Regions from separate parts of the Homo sapiens genome. Here regions 1 and 3 are each linked to region 2. A link is a contact called in ENCODE Hi-C data. All regions are on one chromosome and are shown on one strand. The core of a region is the stretch at or near the end of the contact, and the rest is flanking DNA. Distances in the headings are between cores, read along the strand shown. Region 1 holds the start of CCDC150 (coiled-coil domain containing 150). Region 2 holds the start of STAT4-AS1 (STAT4 antisense RNA 1). Region 3 holds the start of PGAP1 (post-GPI attachment to proteins inositol deacylase 1).

Region 1 (2,700 bases), core at 33-2,532, 5.6 Mb after region 2:
TATTAAAAGCTTTATTTGGTCCCTTTCTCTGAATAATGTATGCAGTGCTCATTTCTCTTCACCGGATCGGCTCAAAGCTTGATGAATATGGCTGTGGTTTGATGGGCAGTCTCTGCATCTCACATTGAGGCTCCGCTATGAAAAGAATTAGAATAGCAAGATCAATTGTCAGGCTAAGTAAATGAGCTCTCATCTCGGATCTGATTGCTTATATGAGAGGGCTGAAGTGATTCTTGGCTGCACTCTCAGGGAGAAGAGAGAAATGCATTTTAATTGCCCTGGCAGGGATAACAGGTGTTCTGTCCAGCTACCAAAACGCAAAGCCGCGTCTTTGCACTATAGAAGGCTTTCCCTTAAGTGAGAATACATATTCTTAAAGCAAAACAACTCAGAAACGCTGGTGTGGTGATGCACGCCTGTAATCCCAGGACTTTGGGAGGCCGAGGTGGGCGGATGGCTCGAGCCCAAAGAGACCAGCCTGAGCAATATGGTGATGACCCCGCCTCCACGAAAAAATACAAAAATTAGCCAGACGTGGTGGCGCGCGCCTGTGGTCCCAGATACTGGGGAGGCTGAGATGGGAGGATCGCTTGAGCTCGGGAGGTCGAGGCTGCAGTGAGTCGAGATCGCACCACCGTAATCCACCCTTGGCGACAGAGGAAGACCCTATCTCAAAAAAGCAAACCACCAAAAAAACCAGGGACAGCTCAATGCTCTTTTCCGTTTCATAGCTACTTACACTCAGATTTACAAATACCTATTAACTTGTAGACAGGGCAAGAAATAATTTATGCTGAAGAGACGAAAGACCTGAAAACAGATTTCTGTGTTTTACTCTCCATGTGGCCATCATGGACGAGGACGAAGAGGGACTTGATTTTTCCTTTAACGAGAAGAATGTTTAAGCTCTGAATTTTTAACCAATTTTTATGCTCGTTACTCTGCTGTAGGGTATGTATTTACCAAGATTAGCAGAACACCGCGAGTTCACCAGGCGGAGACAAGTCACTGTGAAGTGGGCAGCACAGGACCCCCCGGAGGGCAGGCGCCGGAAACTACATATCCCGGCGTGCCCCGCTCGCGAGCACAGTGGAGCCTGCCGCCATTCGGTTCACGGCGCTACGCATTCCCTGAGCGCCGCCGGATGCCGGCCTGGGTCCCGCCCAGGGCTGAGGGCCCTCCTGGGCCGGGAAAACTACAGTTCCCGACATGCCCTGCCACGGGTGCGCCTGCGTACCGGAGCTACTGCGCCGGGGAGCGGGTTGGTTTAAAATGCTGTGTTAGTTCCACGGAAACCCGCTCGCCTGCTGCAGTACGGAGCCTCAGGCGGACAGATGGACTGTAAGGTGAGGCTGCCGGGCCCCGGGCTGGTGAGGGGTGGTCGGAGGCTCGCGAGGCTTCGGCTCAGATAAGGACAGTCACCACTCCCTGGCGCCCTCTCCCTGTCCTGACGGAGTCCAGTCTCACTCCCTGGACCTCAGGGCCCTGATTTAAGGCGCTTTGGCGTTGGCTGCCGGTGAAAGCCATTTAGGAGCGAAGTTTGCATTGGCCTGGCTCCAGCTGAGGGATGGGAGATAGCCACCGAAGCCTCCAGATAAGCCCAATACCACCTTTATTTATGTGTTAAGTTGGAGTTTAATAGGTTCCTGGGAAGGCTATTTCGGCGTTAATGTTTGATTTTTGCCACCAGTTAATCCTCCCTGGCTTGCTTACCAGAATATAGGTGTCAGGAATTTGCACTTGTTCTTTACGGTTTCCGCAGTACCTGGCGCTCTTGCTAGAACGGAATAGACATTCGTTAAATTCCTGTCGAAGTATTCTCCTGTTTATTTACCACCTATAATTTCCCAGGCACTGTATTAGGCTCTAAAGATAGAAAAATGTCTATTTTTAACCCCACTTTAGAGAAGTTCGTATTAGTCCGTCTTAAATGCCCCCCAACACATGCTTCTAATTTGTTAATCTTGGCGTGCTCAGGACTAGGTCCTTTAATCCTTTGTGTTCTCTGTTATCCCGCCTTATGGTTTTCTTGAGCTCTTCAGAAATTAGTCTCCAGTCCACACCTCACCCCCAAACTTCAGATCCACAAATTCAATAATGTATTTGGTATCTTTCATGTTTTAAATTTGACATTTTAAAAACTACTCTTTATCTTTTCCACAAAACGGATTCTTCCTTAATAAGTTTGCATTGTCTCAGTGATAGCACCATCCAGGCCAAAAACCCTGTAGTAATCTTGGCTTCTTCCTTTCCCTCATATCTCATATCTAATGCATCAGCAAAAGCTATCTTTCAAGTATATCTAACCACTAACCACTTCTTACAGTAGGAATACCGCTGCTGTCACCTTGGTTCTGGCCAGCAGCATCTCTACTTCTGCTTTTGTTCTTCCACCATTTGGAGTGGGAGGGAGTCAAAATGATCCAGTTAAAAGGAAAGTTGGATAGCATTCCTCAGCTATAGACCTCCAGTGACTCTGAGAATCACTGACAGCAAAAGCCAGACTTCTACAATGGCCTTCAAGGCTCTGTGTATTCTGTTTTTTGTTTTTTTGAAACGGAGTCTCGCTCTGTCGCCCAGGCTGGAGTGCAGCAGTCTCAGCTCACTGCAAGCTCCGCCTCCTGGGTTCACACCATTCTCCTGCCTCAGCCATCCGAGTAGCTGAAACTACAGGAGCACGCCACCACGCCCGGCTAATTT
Region 2 (2,700 bases), core at 86-2,585:
AGTGTTTACCATGAGCACTATCACATTCGCGGTCAAAAACCGCTCAGGAACGCTTTGGAGCCCTAGCTTTCCGAGCGCAGGTAGAGCAGCCCGGGCCCGCCCACGCCCCTGGCTTTGCGCGGTGCAGTTTGAACCGCTTCGGAAACAGCTGGCCCGGCGCGCGCGGCGGGAGGGACGCGAGTGCTCGGAAGAGCCGCCCCACGTGCTTTCGGGGAAACTGCCCGGGAGCGAGAAGGACTGGGATTGAGAGGAAACCGAAAAGCGAAAGTTAGAGCCTGCGGGAGCAGTACGCAGGCGCAGCACGCAGGCGCAGCGGGGCTTTCCCGCAGCCCGCTTCCTCCCAACGGTTTCTCCCTGGCGGCGGGCGCACTGCTCGCACGCTCGCCCTGGGGCTGCAGATCGGCTTGCGGGACGGGGTCCCAGAGAGGCCGGTCCACGCGGCCCGCACGCGCGAGTGTTAGCTCTGCACACGACGGAAGGCGGAGGCGCGGGTGGCTGCCGTTTCACCTTAGAGGGAGGGAGGGAAACGTGTCCTGATTTCTGCACCTAAGGTGCTGGAAACCTTACCCTTGCACTTCCACCGTTTCTTTCCTTGTCCTGAAAAGGTCTCTTTTACCCGCTTCACTTCGCTATCTACACAGTTTGCACTTGCACTGACTCAGATCTTGTCCTGTCTGGTAAGCTGTGACCCTCAGCCAGCCTGGGTAGCTGCCCTTGAACCAGAGGTTGGGGTCTGGCAGTTTCTATAGGCGTCCTCAGGCTCGGTCTGCAAGGGGCTTGCCTCTTTCTTCTGGGGTCTTCTCGCCCCCATGCCTTCTCAGTTGTGGTGATTATACCAGAAGGAACGTGGGAGAAGTATAATGGAGAATGCTTAGTCACTGGACAATGATTTCGAAAGTTCGGCTGGCTGAGGAAACAAGAGTTTTGTGTAATGTCTGTGACTTACTCAATGGTTCTAGGAGGCACGAGACTGAGTTTCTTTGGGCTCTGCTCGCCTACTCTTAAGGGGCTCTACCTTCTTAGGGTGAACTCGGCACCCACCTAGAACCTCCAGTGTGTGAAAGGGCCTACCTACCTCATTGGGCCCCAACCTCCAGCCTCTTGTGAGAGTGACGACCAGCCCCAAAATGGCTGCACACAAACAAGACCCTAAGGTACAGAGTCCTACTATGCAAATAGACGTTTATTTTCCCCTGTTAGAACAACACAGGACCAGCTATGTAATTTGCAGGGAGGGCCCGTTGCAAAATGAAAATGTGGGGTCCCTTACTCAAAATTAATGAAGAATTTCAAGAAGGCAACAGGAGAGCATGAAGCCAAGCGTGGAGCCCTTCTGAGTGCCTGCCCTGTGGAAGCCAGACCTAGGTGGGGAATTTGGGGGCATTTCTTGTATAGCAACCTTGTTCGATGTTCACTTAAATGAAGAAACAAATTTTATAACACCACTCACCTGTTTAAAAGCCTCTGCTGGCTTCAATTTGCAATAAGAATCCAGGGCCCGCCAATTTGGGCTCACCTACCCCTCTTACTCATCTTATCTCACCCCATACTTCACTAGGCTCCCCTCAATCCCCTTAGCCTCTTTCTGTTCCTCAGATACCCCAAGTTTTTACCTGCCTGAGCCCTATGCATACATACACTGGTCTTTTGGGATGCTGTTTTCCTGACTGTGTTCATGGACTGCCTCCTTCCCATTCTCTAGGTCTCAGTTCAGTCATCATCTCCTCAAAGACACCCTCATTGATTGCTTCTTCCAGTGACTGTATCACACTTGCAATCCTCATAACACTTGTTAAACCTATCCCTGTTTATTATTTGTCTGTTTTCATCTCTCCTCGCCAGCGTGTAAGTTCACAACAGGAGGGAGTTTGTTCTGTGTTAACAGCCTTTTCCATCCAGTATTCCATGAGACAATTCAGTCTAATCCCCCAGGGTATCTATGTGTGTAATGAATTCCCTGCTCTCCTGTATATCTAGAATGTCACTGTATGCCATCCCTGGGAGAACTGAGAAAATCGTCAAGCAAATCACTTTCTGTGTCTTGTGGTTCAGAAACCCTGGTTAAGCAAAGCAATGCCTGATACAGGCATTTTCAAATATTTCAAAAATATTTTTTGAATGAATAAATGAACGTCACTGACCAACACTGAGATCAGGAATCACAGGTTAATTCAGCCATTCAGATCTCAGCACTGGCTCTAAGACCTATCGAGCCACAATTGAGGGGGGAAGAGAATAATGAGCATGCATAGCGCAAAAAACTTCCCTAAAGGACTTTTAATGAGAGCTCTACTCCTTCACACCCCTTCCAACCTCTCCCCTCTCTCTGCCCTCTCTGGACGGCAGAGTTCTTTCCGTTTGCGGCAGTCTATCAGTCTGTGAGATGTCTAAGAAGATGACTGTCAAGCCTGACATAAGAGTGTTGTGGAGGACTTTTTTTTTTTTTGAGTCGGAGTCTTGCTCTGTCGCCCAGACTGTAGTGCAGTGGTGCCATCTCGGCTCACTGCAAGCTCTGCCTCCCGGGTTCATGCCATTCTTTGTGGAGGACTTTTACTAGGGGCAGAAGTAGTAATGCCCTTGAGTGTAATGGAGAGTTTAGGGGAAATTTCAGGAACACTTGGTTCATCTATGAGTAGGTAGATGTCTAGGATGTTAGGCATGCATGAGATAATACCTAGCATCAAAGGGAAGTTAGAGTGA
Region 3 (2,756 bases), core at 5-2,504, 5.9 Mb after region 2:
TACAATAGGTAGTCCATAATTAAGAGATGCACTTAGAAATAAAAGAATCATTCGGAAAAATTCTCTTAGGACAGTTGTGTAATTTGTCTGCGCCTCTTTTTACAGCTAGTCATGAATGAAATTCTAGATCCTACTATGCCGAACTAACGAAGCCATTGATTGAAAACATTCAAAATGGCATGGAAGCGGTAGGGGTGGAGAGAGAAGGGTTGGCTCTCTCTTAAACTCCGAACCCAGCGAGAAAACAAAAATAGCACCATGAAATAGATTTTGTATGCAACTATTAAGAGGCTCGGCTGCTGAGAGACATGCATAAACACAGGTATGCACACACACAGGCAAGCCCACACACGCACGGCCCCTTAACCTGCAAAATAAGAGGATCTGCAACATCTTTCCAAGAGGGGATCTAGTTTCCAATTCAATGACTCGCCAGTTTACCCATAGGCAAAACCCTGGAGTCTCTAAAAACAGCCTTGGGAACTATCTAGCCAATATACACTCTGCAGACGCTCGGTCCCTTTCTAGAAATGCGAAATCTGACGAGCAGATCACCGGGCGCGAGGGGAATTTAGGCGCGTGGGAAGCAAAGGAAGGTCCTGGGGCACGGGTTAAGGCAAGAACGCGAGAGGGATGGAGCTTCGGTTTAGGGAGAAGGGTTGAGGCTGCCTCTCTGGGCATGAGGGGGGCTGGGCCCGGCCAGTCAGAAGAGCTTGTGCCCAGGATTTGGGGCTGGGGAGGAGGCGGAGGGACAGCGGAGTAACTACGAGGACGACCACGAGGATGCTCTCGGGAAATCGTCTAACAAACACCCCACCGTGAAGAAGGGACACAAAGGGGAGGTGAGGGGGGCAGAAGGGGGATGCAGAGTCTCCCCGGGCGGAGAAAACAGAGGCGAGGACGGGACAGGGGGCCCGAGAGGCGCAGAGAGCCAAGGCAGGACGAACCCACAGAAGGAAAAAGGCACCAGGGGCCAGAGTCTTGGAGCGCCCGGCTGAGGAGAGGGCAGAACCTTACCTGATACTCCGGGTACTCAAACATGTAGCTCATACTGCACTTATTCTCCTCGAAGCCGAAGAAGACATCCCACAGCCCCAGGGTTGCCAGAAAGACCATGAAGACATAAAACGCCAGGTTCCAGAGATTAACTGAGTGAAGAAACATGGTGCCGCCACCACCGCCGCCGCCGCCGCCGCCCCCTCTACCTCCTTCTCCGCCGCGGGGCCCCAAGCCCGGACTGAGCGTGCTAGACACTGTCCGACCGCCACCCCCGGAGCCGAGCCCCAGCCGCGCGCGCCTGCGCTGATGCCCGGCCTGCCCGTTCGCCAGCCGCGCAGTGCGCCTGCGCGCACCAGGTCCGCGGCGCCTCTGGCCTGGCGACTCCCAGAGCCGAGGGAGGAGTAGGTGTTGCAGCGCGAGCGCGGATCTACGGGAAAGAGAAAGAGGGAGAAAGCAGGGTGGGCTGGGCTGGAGGGTGAGGGGAAAGAAGGGAAGTGGGGAGAGAAAGACGCGAGGAGTGGCTGGCGGGAGGGAAAGAAGAGAGAGAGAGGAAGCATCCAGAGGGGGATGGGCGGAGCGCGGGAGCCCTGGAGACGAGCCGGGGGATTGGGCAGGAGGCGGGTGTCAGATGGGTGAATCTGGGGAGGGGACTAGAGCCCAGAGTCCAGAGGCGATTAAGGACCGAGAGCGGACCGAGAGAGGGGAGGAGGACTTAAAAGCCCAGGGGTCATCAGCTGTCACCTCGCAAACGCCTCTCCCTGCGGCAGTTTAAAAACGCTTCCCGTTCAATTTTGAAAAGACTCAGGCCTCCGCAATTTCGGTTTTCCCAACGGTAGTAGAGCACACTCACAGCTCTCTGGAGCAGTTAGCTTGAAGAGGGAACAAATGGCTTTATTTTCCCTCTTCTACCGCCTACTTGGGCCCAGTAGGTAACAGCGCTTAAAAGCACCGGCTCATTAAAAAAAAAAAAAAAAAAAAAAAAAAAAACACCCGCAAGCCGACGAGATTCTGCTCTTGGTATCAGATGAAAGCCTGAATCACAAAAAGCATCGTTAGTCCTTAAAATATGTTACCAAAATATCTATTAGCACTGACGTCCCCAACAGGTATCTGCGTAATCAGTTTGACGCTGACTCGCCTTGCTCTCCAGAACCTCCATCTCTTGGGGAATGGGTTCCACGTTAACTGGAGGAGGCAATTTCGTCCAGCTTCCATTCAAACTCGCAAATGACTTAATTCGTTTTGAAGAATTTCGGTTCTGTTTTGTACAAAGGAGGAGTTTTTAAAAAAAGCTCGAAATCAATCACTTGTAGCAGCTTCAAAACACTAGAATGTTAGGAAAAAGACATCACTCTTTAAAGCTGACTCAACAGTAGACGGTGTGTGTGTGCGTGTGTGTGTAGTAACCACAGGATTCTTAGAATGGTCTTTGGCACTAAATGAATTTCATTGAACTTGGGCTGATTTTCTGGTATATTTTCTGTGCAGAGGAAGTTTGGCTACAATACATAAAATCAAAGAATTTTAAAACCAAAAGGAAGCTTATAGTTTATCTTGTACAACACCCTGATGTTCAGATTACGAAACTATGAAGAAGAAGTGGAGTGATCCTGAAAATCAAGATAGTCTTTACCCTGCACAGAAACAGTTGCAAGTCTAAACAAACACAGCTAGCTACGGAATGTGGAGTATTGACGGAGAAAGACAGAAATGGGAAAATGCGGAAGCAGTCTCCTTTTTTGTAGGGAGATAAGTCT

What was found. A loop is a pair of places that touch in the nucleus more often than their neighbours do. Pooled maps may share reads with other maps.
Region 1: a loop to region 2 is called in a map of sigmoid colon, with 13 times the contacts of the local background. The contact joins the promoter of CCDC150 here to the promoter of STAT4-AS1 in region 2. A Hi-C loop is called at or near these places in 1 of 168 maps with a recorded cell type or tissue (sigmoid colon) and 8 of 50 pooled maps.
Region 3: a loop to region 2 is called in a map of B cell, with 17 times the contacts of the local background. The contact joins the promoter of PGAP1 here to the promoter of STAT4-AS1 in region 2. A Hi-C loop is called at or near these places in 1 of 168 maps with a recorded cell type or tissue (B cell), 1 of 37 single-sample maps with no recorded cell type and 6 of 50 pooled maps.

The regions. Positions count from the first base shown.
Region 1 is chr2:196,638,433-196,641,132 of GRCh38, forward strand. It overlaps CCDC150 (coiled-coil domain containing 150), which reads left to right and starts at 1,283. Exons shown (of 28, transcript NM_001080539.2): 1 at 1,283-1,346. The coding sequence starts at 1,335. It overlaps LOC105373823 (a long non-coding RNA gene), which reads right to left and starts at 1,253. Exons shown (of 2, transcript XR_923747.3): 1 at 964-1,253; 2 at 1-135. RefSeq lists enhancers at 795-1,014, 1,035-1,084, 1,069-1,606, 1,607-2,144.
Region 2 is chr2:191,020,191-191,022,890 of GRCh38, forward strand. It overlaps STAT4-AS1 (STAT4 antisense RNA 1), which reads left to right and starts at 1,336. Exons shown (of 3, transcript NR_136318.1): 1 at 1,336-1,365. It overlaps LOC124900514 (a long non-coding RNA gene), which reads left to right and starts at 353. Exons shown (of 2, transcript XR_007087796.1): 1 at 353-1,154. RefSeq lists enhancers at 16-465, 609-1,226.
Region 3 is chr2:196,925,453-196,928,208 of GRCh38, forward strand. It overlaps PGAP1 (post-GPI attachment to proteins inositol deacylase 1), which reads right to left and starts at 1,255. Exons shown (of 27, transcript NM_024989.4): 1 at 1,018-1,255. The coding sequence starts at 1,164. RefSeq lists a silencer at 1,204-1,453.